Linked DNA regions of Homo sapiens: region 1 is linked to region 2. The links are chromatin loops, found by intact Hi-C in ENCODE. Cell type or tissue: endothelial cell of umbilical vein. All regions are shown on one strand. Links, peaks and the distances in the headings refer to the core of each region. The heading gives the core; the rest is flanking DNA. Region 1 overlaps STAT5B (signal transducer and activator of transcription 5B). Region 2 overlaps CAVIN1 (caveolae associated protein 1).

Region 1 (10,209 bases), core at 3,107-8,106, 180 kb after region 2:
TACTGGAAAAGTTGGCATTGCCTTCAGGTCCTGGGTCTGCAACTAGTGACATGAATGTCTGACTCGTATAAATTCTTGTAGGCACCCTCTGCCTGAATGTCTCATTTCCAGGGCTTCTTAGAAATAGCAATAACTTGTTTCACCTGTCTCTACCTAAGAAACCCACAGATACCAAACTCCTTGAGGCTGGAAAGGACATGTAGAAGAGTCTTGGCCTTGTGCCTCCTTTACACCCATGAGGGGTAACTATAAATAGGAAATTATCCAAGTCCTTATTTCCTTCAGAGTACACAGAACCCTTTCCTTTTCCTTGCATTTCTCGGAGCAAATAGCATAAGCACCAAGCACATCATTGAGAGAAAGGAAGAAGGGCAGCACATTGTTAAAAATTTTTTTTTTTAAAAGAAGGAAATCTACTGTATAATCCAACTATTTAGTAAATTACAAATAGATTAACATAGGCATTGAGTCCATTTCTGTTGGGCTGTTTCTTAAAATTTGCAGTGAGGATTAAAAACATCACTTTAGTTGAAGAAAAAGTAGGATGTGTTGAGGCTGTATTTATACAGGCTCACGTGCATGTATGTATACAGATTATGTAATTTTTTTCCCCTAGGGACTCAGTAGATCTTGATAATCCACAGGAGAACATTAAGGCCACCCAGCTCCTGGAGGGCCTGGTGCAGGAGCTGCAGAAGAAGGCAGAGCACCAGGTGGGGGAAGATGGGTTTTTACTGAAGATCAAGCTGGGGCACTATGCCACACAGCTCCAGGTGGGTGTGGGCTCTGGGGTCACACTTAATTACCTTCCCTTGGGGGTCTTCTTCCTGTAGAGACTTTCTTTCTCTCCTTCAGTCCAGCATTGTTGAGTTACACGTGCATAAGGTTCTTGTTGTGTGGTTTTGGTCTTTTTTTTTTTTTTTACTTTTTATTTGAGAATAATTTCATACTTCCAGAAAGTTACAAGAATCATACAAAGATTCCCCACATATGCCCATATTCACCTGTTGTTGACTTTTATGTTGTCATATACTCCTCGCTGTCTCTCGACACACACGTTTTTCAGTCACTGGAGAGTAAGTTGCATACCTTGTGTCCCTGCACCAGTAAGTACCTCTGTGCATTTTCTATTTATTTATTTATTTATTTATTTATTTATTTATTTTTGAGACGGAGTCTTGCTCTGTCGCCCAGGCTGGAGTGCAGTGGAGCAATCTCAGCTCACTGCAACCTCTGCCTCCCGGGTTCAAGCGATTCTTCTGCCTCAGCCTCTCAAGTAGCTGGGATTACAGGCTCCTGCCACCATGCCTGGCAGTTTTTTTTTTTTTTTGGTATTTTTAGTGGAGACGGGGTTTTGCCATGTTGGCCACAGTGGTCTTGAACTCCTGACCTCAGGTGATCCGCCCACCTCAGCCTCCCAAAGTGTTGAAATTATAGGCATGAGCCACTATGCCCGGTCCCTCTGTGCATTGTCTTTTTTTTTTTTTTTTTTTGAGATGGAGTTTCACTCTTGTTGCCCAGGCTGGAGTGCAGTGGCGCGGTCTCGGCTCACCGCAACCTCCACCTCCCGGGTTCAAGTGATTCTCCTGCCTCAGCCTCCCAAGTAGCTGGGACTACAGGTGCATGCCACCACACCCGCCTAATTTTTGTATTTTTAGTAGAGATGGGGTTTCTCCATGTTGGTCAGGCTGGTTTCGAACTCCCGACCTCAGGTGATTCACCCTCCTCGGCCTCCCAAAGTGCTGGGATTACAGGCATGAGCCACCGCACCCAGCCCCTCTGTGCATTTTCTAAGAATGAACCTTGTCTTGCATGGTTATAATACACTGATCAACTTCACTAAATTTAGCATTGATATAATACTTTTAGGTACTCATCTGGATTTCCATTTTGTCAACTAATTCAAACATGTCCTTTAGGGTATTTTTCCCCGCTGCAGTCCAGAATCCAGCCCAAGATCACATATTGCATCTAGTCATCATGTCTCTTTAATCTCCTTTAATCTGGAACCATTTTGCAACCTTACTTTGTCTTTCATTACATTGGCATTTTAAAATAATTAATGTAGGCTGGGTGCAGTGGCTCACACCAGTAATCCCAGCACTTTGGGAGGCTGAGGCGGGTGAATCATCTGAGGTCAGGAGTTCGAGACCAGCCTGGCCAACATGGTGAAACCCCATCTCTACTAAAAATACAGAAATTAACTGGGTGTGGCAGTGGACAACTGTAATCCCAGCTACTTGGGAGGCTGAGGCAGGAGAATCTCTTAAACCTGGGAGGCAGAGGTTGCAGTGAGCCGAGACCGTGCCATTGCACTCCAGCCTGGGTGACAAGAGTGAAATTCCATCTCAAAAAATAATAATAATAATTCATGTACCCCCTGCTTTTTAAAGATAAAATGTTCCTCATTTGGGGTTTGTCTGATGTTTCCTCATGATTACGTTAACATTGCACATCTCCGAGCAGACTTCTAAATATAGTTGGCTGTCCATGTCCATGGGTTCTGCATCCTGATTCCACCAACCGCAGCTCAGAAATATTCAGGAAAAGAAAAAAAGTAAAAACAAATAGAAATAAAGATATGACAGAACAGCTATTTACATAGCATTTCTTTTGTATTAGATAGTATAAGCAATCTATAGGTGGTTTAAAGTGTATGGGAGGATTGTATGCATTCTATGCAAAACGATGCCATTTTATATAAGGAACTTGAGCATCTGCAGATTTTGGTATCCAAGTGGGTCCTGGAACCAGCCCCCACAGATGCCAAGGGACAATTGTAGGTGACTTGTCCTTCTCGGGTATCACATCCAGAGGGGGGCAGTGTCCCTCGTCCCCTCATTGGTGGTAGTAGTTTTGATTGCCCATTTGAGAGTGGCATCCAGTTTCTCCTCTTGCGAGGCTTTTAAAACTTATTTATTCCGTTTTTAAGAATGTTCCCCGGATACTTTAGGCAAATTAAGATGCAAAAAGTAAAACAGCACTTTGGGAGGCTAAGGCAGGTGGATCACCTGAGGTCAGGAGTTCGAGACCAGCCTGGCCAACATGGTGGAACCCCATCTCTACTAAAAAGACAAAAATTAGCCAGGCGTGGTGGCGGGCCCCTGTAATCCCAGCTACTCGGGGGGCTAAGGCAGGAGAATTACTTGAACCCAGGAGGCAGAGGTTGCAGTGGCCCGAGGTTGTGCCACTGCACTCCAGCCTGGGCAACAGAGTGAGACTCAGTCTCAAAAAAAGAAAAAAGAAGTAAAACAATCTTACCTTTTCACTGCAATTGGATTTCCATGATGTGCCTTCTTGTTCCTGTTGGTATTGGAGGAACAGTGCCTCCTGTGATTCAGGAGGTCCCTCAGGAGGCTCCCCATCCTGAGGCATGGTTAGGGCCCATAGTGTGGAGTGGCACAAAGTGATGTCTGCTGTTGGATTCTTTCAGAACACGTATGACCGCTGCCCCATGGAGCTGGTCCGCTGCATCCGCCATATATTGTACAATGAACAGAGGTTGGTCCGAGAAGCCAACAATGTGAGTGTCCCATAGGGATGGGGAGGGCAGTCGGGAAGTCTTTTCTTACCCACCTCCCTCTGGACCCACCTTTGTCAAGGTGACTCAGGGTGCACTATTGGTGTCTCTTTAAAGAGAGCTTCATCCTAAGGGGCACAAAAGAAATAGGAGACTTGACTGAGTGCAGCCCAGCACTTTGGGAGGCTGAGGCAGGCAGATTGCCTGAGCCCAGGAGTTCGAGAGCACCCTGGGCAACATGATGAAACCCCGTCTCTACCAAAAATACAAAAAAATTAGCTGGGCATGGTGGCATATGCCTGTAGTCCTGGCTGTTCGAAAACCTGAAGTGGGAAGATCCCTTGAGCCCAGGAGGTAGAGGCTGCAGTGAGCCATGATCGCACCCCTGCACTCATGGGTGATGGAGTGAGACCCTGTCTCAAAAAAAAAAAAATGAAATAGAAGATGTGGTCTCTGATCTTAACTGATTTATAACCTTGATGAGATTGCAACCACAAGACAATGTGAACAAGTGCAAAGTAATTCAACCTCAGCTGAATAATTTTTTAGTAAAGGCATGCTCATATTCAGGTGAGAATACTTAGGAAAGACTTTTCCCTAGCCCCTGAATCAGGTGTGGAAGGAGTGGTCTGATCAGGTCACTTACAGGGCTGGGTCCACAGAGACCTTGTTTATGCCTCCCCCATCACTTCACCCTGGGGTCTCCAGGATGCCTGCAAGAGGTTTGGCCTCTTCCATGGTGGAAGCAAATGATTCCATCACGAGAATATCTTGAGTGAGGACACAGATGATGTGTGTTCACATGGCCCTGCTCCCCATGGCCTCCCTAATGCTTAATGCCGTCCTTGCATTGGGTCAGTGAGTGGAAGAGGAATCACTCCACCTCCTCATTAGTAGGAAAACCCAGGTGACACTGGACCAGGTTACGTTCTAGTTTCTCCAAAGGTAATTCAATGGACCTCGTTTGGAATACTCTGGTGGAGGTCAGATCTGAAATGGAAGCTTCTCCCATGCTTTGTGATCTGAGCCATGATCTGTCCGCTCACCTGTTTCTCACTTTTCCCACTCCACCCTGTGTCTCATGATGACGTTTGCTTTTCCTCCCGACTCAAAATTTACCTTTTGGGGTCTTACCCTGGTTGTAGGAGCTGGCTTTTCCTGGGGATTAAGGCCTCAGTCTTCCTCCCATTCGCACTGCCTTGCACTGCCCCCCATATGTTCCCAGGGTAGCTCTCCAGCTGGAAGCCTTGCTGATGCCATGTCCCAGAAACACCTCCAGATCAACCAGACGTTTGAGGAGCTGCGACTGGTCACGCAGGACACAGAGAATGAGTTAAAAAAGCTGCAGCAGACTCAGGAGTACTTCATCATCCAGTACCAGGAGAGCCTGAGGATCCAAGGTGAGGCGCGGTGGAGGCACATTGTGCAACTTGAGGATTGGGCCTGGGGACTGGAAAGCAGCTCTGGTGGGGTTGGGAGAAAGCACACTTTCCATTCGGAGGCAGCGACCTTTCTCTGAGTAGCAGGGACTTATTTGCATTGAAGACAGTGCTGAGAGGATGAGATTTAGGAAGGGGAGATGACAGGACCCCCCGCTTAAGTGCATATCTCACTCAGGTCCCCACATCCAGGGAGCTTCTGAGCTGCCAGGGAAGACATTTCTTCTTTTGAGAAGGAGCTCACAGTCTAAATAAATACTAGCAAACAATACTTTTGTATATAGTAGGCATATTATAAGTGGAGCTTTATTGAAATGATAAATAGGAAATTATATAATTACATGTTTAAAAATTTTTCTGGCTGGGCACGGTGGCTCACACCTGTAATCCCAGCACTTTGGGAGGCTGAGGCAGGCGGATCACCTGAGGTCAGGAGTTCGAGACCAGCCTGGCCAACATGGTGAAACCCCGTCTCTACTAAAAATACAAAATTAGCTGGGCATCCCAGTGGCGCATGCATGTAATCCCAGCTACTTGGGAGGCTGAGGCAAGAGAATCTCTTGAACCCGGGAGGCGGAGGTTGCAGGGAGCCGAGATCTCACCATTGCACTCCAGCCTGGACAAAAAGAGCAAAATTCTGTCTCAAAAAAAAAAAAAAAAAATTCTAAGCTGGGAGTGGTTTTGCACACCTGTAATCCTGGTGCTTTGGGAGGCCAGGGCAGGAGGATCACTTGAGGCCAGTAGTTTCAGACTAGCTTAGGCAACATAGTAAGACCCTATCTCTAAGGGGGAAAAGAAACCTTTCTAAGCAGGTACGTGTAAGTACTAAGGACCTGTATATGATTTCTAATGTTCTATGCAGTTATTCACAGAGGTCTTCCTGAAACAGAGTACACTTAACGCCCCTTAGGTAGCCCTTATGGACAGAGCTTCCCTAGCCTGGTATAAATCCTGCTTAGTAGTTGGGGCACAGAGAGCTTCAGTCTGTGGTGAGGCTGTGGAGCCCCACCAGCGCCCCCTTTTGACCCTGTAGCAGTTTGGCAGTTTGAGCTTTAATAGTTTCCTCTCTGCTTCCATGCCCAGCTCAGTCTCAGAGAAGCCTTGGCTCAACCACCCAGCCCCTCCAAACACACACACACACAGCACACACAGACAACACAGCACACACACACACCACACACATCACACACACAGCACACACACACACAGCACACACACCCCCCACAGCACACAGAGACACACAGTGCACACACACAGCACACACACACCACACACAGCACACACACAGACACACAGCACACACACACCACACCACACACACCACACCACACACAGCACACACACACCACACCACACACAGCACACACACACCACACATAGCACACACACACACCACACATACACACCACACACACATAGACACACAGCACACACACACACACACAGCACATGCTCCTCTAATTCCATGTATGTAGGTTCCATTTTATGTCTATAGTGATACTACTTATTTACTCTTTATCTTCTCCACTGGAATATAAATCTTTGAGAAGGGACTATATCTTTTATCTCTGTACCCTGAGGCCAGCACAATGCCTGAAACATAACAGTTATTGAGTAAAGGTTGACAGGATGATTCTAGCCTGTCTTCCTTTTTTATCTGAATCCATCCTAGACTGGCCCTAGAAGAAGGGCAGCTCCTTCAGAGAATGGAAACGGAAGATTTGGGATGGCTATTCCTACCCAAGTCCTTAGACTGTCAACAGTATTTCTGATCCCGTGCCTGGCTTTTCTGTTTCCTGTGCATGGTGGCGGATTAGGTTTGGATTCAGGTTGGGTTTGGATCTATCACGCAGTGTCTTCTCAGTCCCATTTGTCAAGTTCACTCAGCAGAAACACAGACTATTGATCTGCTTTTGCCAGGGAAGGCTCAGCTGCCTCCAGTGGAGTAGGGAAATTGCTTCCCGTCTCCCTGGCCTCCTTCCCAAAAGCTTCTGCAAATTTCCAGGAGAGCCCTAAGTGGGTCCCTTGCATAGGAAGGCTGGGCCCAGGTGTTGGGATCACCACCACCCTCCCTGTGGCTGGGCAGGATTCCTGAGGTAGCCGTGCAGATACCTTGGATCTGTCCGTCCCTGGATGATCCTCTTCCTGCTCGATACCTGCAGTGAGATTGGAGCCATATTTCTGAGTTCTAGCTCTGGGCTGTTCCTGGCTACATAGAGTTGCTTTTGTCTGTCCCAGCTTGTGCATCCCATGGGTCAGGGCTGGGGTCAGAGTGACGTGGCCCTCAGGGGCCAGCCAGGAGCTCGACCAAGACATGCTGGTGCGCGCATCTTCTGACTCAGCTCAAGCAAGGACTCTGGGCTGTTGAGAAGGTGATGGGAAGGGATTAATAGTCCCAGTGTGGTGGAGACGGGCTGTCGCTGGGAGGGTGGGGTGGGCCTGCGGTGGTGGTTGTAACTGTGGACATGTTTACTTTCTTAGCCTGGGTTATTGATACACAGGTGCTCCTGTGTTCCACGTTCCCTGTGTCTTACCTATTTCATAATAATTTTTAAAAGGTAATGAGGCCTAACTTACTCCCTGTCCCGCCATCAATGAGACTCCTCACAGATGGTGTGGAGGGAAGCCGCCTCCCTTCGGCCTCCCTTTCCTGAGAGAATCTTGGTGGCTCTGCATCCCCAGTGGCCCTGGACATGCTCTCCCTCTGCGGTCTGTCTGTCTGTCCGTGTTCCCTGGTTGGTTGGCTGGGTTCACAGTGAGCTCACCTGGACAAACATGCTGGGCCCCTTCCAGCCTCTCAAGAATCTCATCCTCCCCTGAGGAGGGATTGCTGTGCTCAGGGACTAGACAGAGCCGCCGGGGCTGGGTTTCCCTGAAGAGGCCTTGCTGCGGGAGGGATGGGGCCGAGCAGCTGCTTGTCTCTGTCACCTCTTCTCTCTGTCCTGTTCCCCGTTAACCAAGAAGCACGAACCTCACACAGAGCTCACCCATGTCAGGCAGCTTTCTGGCATCTTCCATGTCCTCATGTATTTAATCTTAATGCACCCCACTGAGGCAGGTGCCGAGAATCTCCCGTTTTACACGTGGGGAAGCCAAGGCACAGGAAAGGAAAGCGATTTGCCCAGGTTCACCTGCAGTCAAGGGCATGGGCACACTTACACCCCAGACAGCCTGGACCCATGCTGGGCCGCGAGAAGAGGGCTGGCAGCCCTGTGAGGCAGGCGGGCAGGAGGCAGGCAGGCCTCCTCCCCAGCTGCCCCAGCACCCGTGTGCCCCCAGAGGGGACGGCTCAGAGTCAGGAGGCTGGCGAGCAGGGCCCAGAGGCGCCTCCTGGGGCACCCATTCATCTTGGCCCCCCTGGCTGTCAGGAACCCCGACTTGCCCTTAATGCAGTATCTGAGCCCAGGAGGGTCTCGCTCCAGAACGGGTGAGTGGGCTTCTCTGGGCCTCCTGTTGGACACTGGGAGGTGATGGTCATGGTTTCCTCTCCCCTCCTCTAGCTCAGTTTGGCCCGCTGGCCCAGCTGAGCCCCCAGGAGCGTCTGAGCCGGGAGACGGCCCTCCAGCAGAAGCAGGTGTCTCTGGAGGCCTGGTTGCAGCGTGAGGCACAGACACTGCAGCAGTACCGCGTGGTGAGTGGGGTCCTGGGCCTCTCCTGGGCGTGGGTGCCATGAAGTCAGTCTCTGGGGACCCGAGGGAGGGCTGGGACCAGCATGAGAGCAGAACCTGGGAGGGCAGGAGGCCTTTTTTCCTGGGGGCCTTGCGAGGCAGAGCAGCTTGGGGAGAGGGAACGGCCTGGGCCCTGCCCTGCCATTTCCCAGCGAGGCCCTGCGGTGTTCTCTGGGAGCCCAGAAGGGGCTGCTCTCCTCCCTTCCCTCAGGAGCTGGCCGAGAAGCACCAGAAGACCCTGCAGCTGCTGCGGAAGCAGCAGACCATCATCCTGGATGACGAGCTGATCCAGTGGAAGCGGCGGCAGCAGCTGGCCGGGAACGGCGGGCCCCCCGAGGGCAGCCTGGACGTGCTACAGTCCTGGTAATGGTGTGGGGCGGCCAGCGGGCAGGGCAGGAGGGGCTGGTGGGGATCCCGGCTGCTTCTGCGTCCTGTGCTGGCTCCTGCAGCAGGCCCCCTCCATCCTGGGACAGCTCTTGTTTCTCCAGGGAGCCTGGTTCCTCAATCAGACTTTGGCCCCCATCCTGTGCACCTCCCCCAGGAAGGGGGCTGCTGTCCTGGAGATGGGACAGGGTTCGGGTGTGTGGGGTGATGCTTGGGCTGTTTGGGCCTAGTCAGGGTCGCCCCTCCTGTGTACGTCTCTAATTCTGGGAGGCAGGGAGCTCTGCTCTTCCCATGGGTGGGAAGTGTGGCGAAAGCACAGAGCCTTCCTGGGGGAACGGGAGCTGTGTCTTGGGGCCTGGCGTCTGTGCGGAGGAGCCATTGTCCTCCTGTTGGCCTTGGGGCTCTCGTGCAGGTGTGAGAAGTTGGCCGAGATCATCTGGCAGAACCGGCAGCAGATCCGCAGGGCTGAGCACCTCTGCCAGCAGCTGCCCATCCCCGGCCCAGTGGAGGAGATGCTGGCCGAGGTCAACGCCACCATCACGGACATTATCTCAGCCCTGGTGACCAGGTGACTGCTGCCTGTTTGCCATGCCCAGGAGCTTGGGGCAGCTCCTGCCTGCGTGGGGGGAGCCGCAGGTGCCTTCCAGACCAGCAGATCCACTTCCTGCCTCTCATCCCTCCCAACTCCATCTCCAGTTGCTGTGGCCCTTGCCCAGTTTCTCCTGTGGACACTGCAAGAGATGCCCTTGGGCTGCAGCCCATGCCAGCTTCTGTGTTATCTCACTCCCCTCTCCATCCTCTCCCTGGACTCTCACGGCTTCCCCAGGAACAGAGGCTGTGCCCGAGCTCTTCACCTCCTGAGCCCCTCGGGAGGCAGCCCCACCCCCACCACAGAGGGACTGAGAGCCCTTTCCCCTGCACCAGCCCCTCATCATGCATCTGTCCCTGTGTCCCCTGCAGCACGTTCATCATTGAGAAGCAGCCTCCTCAGGTCCTGAAGACCCAGACCAAGTTTGCAGCCACTGTGCGCCTGCTGGTGGGCGGGAAGCTGAACGTGCACATGAACCCCCCCCAGGTGAAGGCCACCATCATCAGTGAGCAGCAGGCCAAGTCTCTGCTCAAGAACGAGAACACCCGCAAGTAATTGTGCAGCTTCCTCTCATTCCCTGCTACTTGTCTCATGTCCTGGCAACAGGAA
Region 2 (5,000 bases), core at 1-5,000:
GAATCACATGAGGTTGGGAGTTCAAGACCAGCCTGATCAACATGGAGAAACCCCGTCTCTACTAAAAATACAAAATTAGCCAGGTGTGGTGGCACATGCCTGTAATCTCAGCTATTTGGGAGGCCCAGGCAGGAGAATTGCTTGAACCTAGGAGGCGGATGTTGCGGTGAGCCGAGATCGTGTCATTGCACTCCAGCCTGGGGAGCAAGAGCAAAACTCCATCTCAAAAAAAACAAAAAAACTAAAAAACAAAAACCTCCTCTCACTAGGATTGCTTCCTTATGTTGTAGTTTGAGACCTTTCATGAGGCACTAGGAAGATGGCATTGGCTATAAGAAGTCTGCAGCTCTCTCCCCAGTCCCATTCACTTCCAAGTTCAGCTGGCAAAGACCTTTATCTAGGAAGCCACAGGCCAGGAAAACCAGCCAGCTCAGCCTTTAGGGGTGGGGTGGAGCAGGCAGCAGGGGTAGGGGAGAAGCGGGGGATGCTGGGGGTAGGGCAGAGAGACAAAGTGGATTTGTTTTCCAGCAGCTGGGGCTGTTTCCTGACTATTCCCTGCCTGTCACCCTTAATCCCTCCCTAGCCTATTCACATTGTCTGAGTTTAGTGAAAGGAGGGGCTCTCTCCACCCTTTGGTGGGGCGTGGGTGGGTTTTTAAGTCTGGGAGGTTATGAAGGAAAGATCAGAGCTGAATTTTTTTTAATATATATATATACTGGGGCTGCAGGTAAATTCTGGGTGGAGATGGATGAAGAGGGTTTAGATCCTACAATGATGTATAAGTCTTAAATGATATGCACTCCAGTAGCAGGCAGGGTAAGGGTGATTGTAGGAGCCCCAAAGTGAATGACTGGAAATCAGAGGGAATGCAAAGAGAAGTTGAGACTCTCCTACACTCAGAACAAGGAAAACACCCTTCAATGCCTCAGTGAATGATAAGAGGCAGAGGGATAAACAAAATGCCCTAGGATTGCCCATGATCTGCACTAAGCCGTCTATGGCAGGTAGAGACTACAAGTCCCAGCATGCCCTGTGCCCAGGTCACCTTGCCTGCTGGGAGGTGTAGTTGGGTAACAGAGAGCTGGAGGTGGCTTGGTGCCCAGCAGAGCTGATGCCCAGATGAGAGAAGAGGTGGAGCCAGCATTCCCTCTTTGTCCCTGCTAATGCTATTGACAAGAAGGGAAGGAAGTTGGGAGAGGGTGTTCCTAGTTTTCAGTGTAAACCAGGAAACTCTGGGGGGATGTTGATGGGAGGGAAGAGGAAAGAGGTTGGGGGCTGGGGAAGGAATTTCTGTAGCAGGTGGTGCAGAGATACCGAGCAGCCTATGTATAGGGGTGTGTGTGTGTGGTGTCAGTGAGAGGACTCAGTTTATGTTGCCTTAATTTCTTAGGGGACAGGATTTTTCTTATAATTCTGGGAAATGGTCTTCAGAAAACCCTTTAGAAAAGCGACTATCTCTCGTTCCTTCATTTGAAGTCACTAAAGGGAGTCTGGGCCAAAGAGATCCTATTGATGATCTTGGTCTGCCCTTTCCCTTTCTGTGCTCAGCCTCCCCTGCTCTCTGATGAGGGTGGAGGTGGGGGAGGGAGTGATCCAGAGATTCTGAAATGTTGGCCAGAGTCAAGATCTTGGAAAATCTTCCCGGAATGGAAAGCAGTTCTGGTGCTAAGTCCTCCAAGGAGAAGACAGAAAAGCAAAGAACTGGTTCTGAGCTCCAGGGTCATGGGGAATCTGAGACCACCCATCCTACTCCTAGACCCCTGAGCTCAGGCTTTGTGCTGGGGGCAGGGGGTAGGGAAAGCAAGAATTGAAAAGTAATCTCTCTTCTATCCCAAAGTAGGGAAGTCACAACCAGAAGAAATGTCCAGACTGGGGAGAAAACATGTCCGTGGCTCCCAGCCAGCTTCTTCCTCTTTCCAATATCAATTTCTAAATGTGGGGGAGGGGGAGAATGACCACTGGTGGAGCCAAACAGTATGAAGGAGTCAAAGAAGGTGGAGGTGGGGGAGGGTGGACCACAGTTCTCCATCTCTAAGGCTGGTTCTGAAATAGCTTGAGGCCAGGAGCAGTGGCTTATGCCTGTAATCCCAGCACTTTGGGAGGCCAAGGCGGGTGGATCATTTGAGGTCAGGGGTTCGAGACCAATCTGACCAACATGGTGAAACCCCGAGTCTACTAAAAATACAAAAAAATTAGCCAGGTGTGGTGGCGCATGCCTGCAGTCCCAGCTACTCAGGAGGCTGAGGCAGGAGAATTGCTTGAACCTGGGAGGCAGAGGTTGCAGTCAGCAGAGATCGTGTCACTGCACTGCAGCCTGGGCGACAAAGCGAGACTCCATCTCAAAAAAAAAAAAAAAAAGAAATAGCTTGAGTCTAGGAAATGCACTTCCTTTACTTTACCTGCTTGGGTGGGTAGGTGCAGCTGTGGGCTCAAACCCCTACCCGCTTTCAACTTAGACACTCCCACCACTTGCTTTTCGGCCTGGCTCGGGCAGTGTGCGATTTGCGGCACCAGAGGGCGCTCCGCCCATTTCCAAAGTGGAGCTGTGTCTCCCGAGGGCCGTAGTGGTTTAATATCATCTACGGGTGGAAAGGGATCAGGACAGGGTTGGACGACCACAGAGATTTTAGCCCAAGTGCAATTATTACGCAACCCCATCTCCGACCCGAAGTTTGGTCCCCTGCTCCCGCGGTCTGTTTAGTCACCATTCGTTCAACACACATGTTTTTTAGAGAATGGCGGCGCGAGGCCGGGCGCAGTGGCTCACGCCTGTAATCCCAGAACTTTGGGAGGCCGAGGCGGGCGGATCACCTGAGGTCGGGAGTTCGAGACCAGCCTGACCAATATGGAGAAACACCGTCTCTATTAAAGATACAAAATTTAGCCGGCGTGGTGGCGGGCGCCTGTAATCCCAGCTATTCGGGAGGCTGAGGCAGGAGAATTGCTTGAACCCGGGTGGCGGAGGTTGCGGTGAGCCAAGATCGCGCCCACTGCACTCCAGCCTCGGCAACAGATCGAGACTCCGTTTAAAAAAAAAAAAAAAAAAAAAAACAAGGAGAGAGAGAGAGAAAGAATGGCGACGCGGGGTTGGGGGGCCGGAGATGGGTGATATGTTGCCCAGGCTGGTCTCGAACTCCTGGACTCAAGCCATCCTCCTGCCTCGGTCTCCCACAGCGCTAATATTACAGGCGTGAGCCTACACACATTTATTGAGCGCCCGCCAGTTTCCTGGGGACCACGAGCGTCCCATGCTCCCCTCTCTCCAGGATCGTCACCACCCTGACTCAGGCTCGCCCACATCCGCCTCCTCCGACGCCTCTCATGTCCCTTCTCCTCTTCCCTTAGGATGAAGTGAAGCTGCCGGCCAAACTGAGCATCAGCAAATCGCTGAAAGAGTCGGAGGCGCTGCCAGAGAAGGAGGGCGAGGAGCTGGGCGAGGGCGAGCGGCCCGAGGAGGACGCAGCGGCGCTGGAGCTTTCGTCGGACGAGGCGGTGGAGGTTGAGGAGGTTATTGAGGAGTCCCGCGCAGAGCGTATCAAGCGCAGCGGCCTGCGGCGCGTGGACGACTTCAAGAAGGCCTTCTCCAAGGAGAAGATGGAGAAGACCAAGGTGCGTACCCGCGAGAACCTGGAGAAGACGCGCCTCAAGACCAAGGAAAACCTGGAGAAGACGCGGCACACCCTGGAGAAGCGCATGAACAAGCTGGGCACGCGCCTGGTGCCCGCCGAGCGGCGCGAGAAACTGAAGACGTCGCGGGACAAGTTGCGCAAATCCTTCACGCCCGACCACGTGGTGTACGCGCGCTCCAAGACCGCGGTCTACAAGGTGCCACCCTTCACCTTCCACGTCAAGAAGATCCGCGAGGGCCAGGTGGAAGTGCTCAAGGCCACCGAGATGGTGGAGGTGGGCGCCGACGACGACGAGGGCGGCGCGGAGCGCGGGGAGGCCGGCGACCTGCGGCGCGGGAGCAGCCCCGACGTGCACGCGCTGCTGGAGATCACCGAGGAGTCGGACGCCGTGCTGGTGGACAAGAGCGACAGCGACTGAGCCGCCCCCGCTGCCACCCACCCCATTCCTCGCTCCTTCCGAACTTCCTCTTTCGCATTCTCTCTCGGCTCGAGCTGGCTGAGATTTTTCTAAATTGAAAACACGCCCCCCTCCCCACACCTCCAGGAACTCCACTCCCAGTCTTAGAGCTGTTAGGACCCGATGGGGAGGCAGCCCCCGCAGTGGACAACCCCCGCTTGGACACAGTCCGAGTGGAATGGGAAGGGAATGGTCAATCCCTGTCCTGGTTGTCCAAGTCGGGATCTCAGAGGAAATTGCAGTGATTCCACGGTTAGGCCCCCCTGGGGGGGCTGCCTTCCCCTCAGCCTCTCCCCACACCACCCACCCAGCTGCTGTCATTCCGCTCACTGAGCTCTTCTTCATTCTCACCCTGATCCCTGGGGGACTCAAAGCCAAAACTGCCCAAAGAGGAAAGATTGAATCCTAAAGGGGATCCCTGCCCCCATGGGAGGCCCCCTACTAGAAGGACGTGAAAGCAGCTTTTGGGGGAAACTGAGGCAGTGGGGAAGACAGAGCAGAATGAGCCCTCACCCTGGCTGGGGGTCCAGCACAGGCTGTATCTGCAGAGGGTCCCAGAGGAACGCTGGAGCCAAGAGAAGCCCTGGGAAGGAGGGGTGGGGAACGACATGCATGTGAGGGATGGCACACTGATGTGTTTATGCACCTGTACACAGGAGCGCATGGCCATGGCTTTGGAAAGGAGAATGGAAAAATAGAAGAAGGTCGGCCGGGCTTGGTGGCTTATGCCTGTAACCCCAGCACTTTGGGAGGCCGAGGTGGGCGGATCACCTGAAGTCAGGAGTTCGGGACCAGCCTGGCAAACACCCCATCTCTACTAAGCGAAAACCCATCTCTACTAAAATTACAAAAATTAGCTGGGCATGGTTGCGCATGCCTGTAATCCCAGCTACTTTGGAGGCTGAGGTGGGGAG

The links. Hi-C counts contacts between places; a loop is a spot of excess contacts. Peaks named below come from ENCODE experiments on the same cell type or tissue, not always from the same donor. Only the 100,000 strongest peaks of a DNase experiment are listed, where the experiment ranks them.
Region 1: a loop joins it to region 2, with 4 times the contacts of the local background. A loop is called at or near these places in 14 of 110 quality-filtered maps.

What each region holds. Positions count from the first base shown.
Region 1 is chr17:42,218,093-42,228,301 of GRCh38, reverse strand. STAT5B (signal transducer and activator of transcription 5B) reads left to right here. Exons shown (of 19, transcript NM_012448.4): 3 at 617-773; 4 at 3,434-3,523; 5 at 4,746-4,920; 6 at 8,460-8,590; 7 at 8,839-8,990; 8 at 9,424-9,579; 9 at 9,972-10,151. Among named protein-coding and RNA genes, the nearest start is that of GHDC, 29 kb to the right of the region's middle. In endothelial cell of umbilical vein, for the core only: a CTCF peak has its summit at 5,983 (motif pointing left); a DNase peak (open chromatin) is centred at 5,951.
Region 2 is chr17:42,403,734-42,408,733 of GRCh38, reverse strand. It overlaps CAVIN1 (caveolae associated protein 1), which reads left to right. Exons shown (of 2, transcript NM_012232.6): 2 at 3,346-5,000. The coding sequence ends at 4,047. Among named protein-coding and RNA genes, the nearest start is that of CAVIN1, 17 kb to the left of the region's middle. RefSeq lists an enhancer at 2,374-2,423. In endothelial cell of umbilical vein, for the core only: a CTCF peak has its summit at 2,521 (motif pointing right); DNase peaks (open chromatin) are centred at 493, 1,123, 1,893 and 2,513; H3K4me3 peaks cover 453 bases; H3K27ac peaks cover 2,033 bases.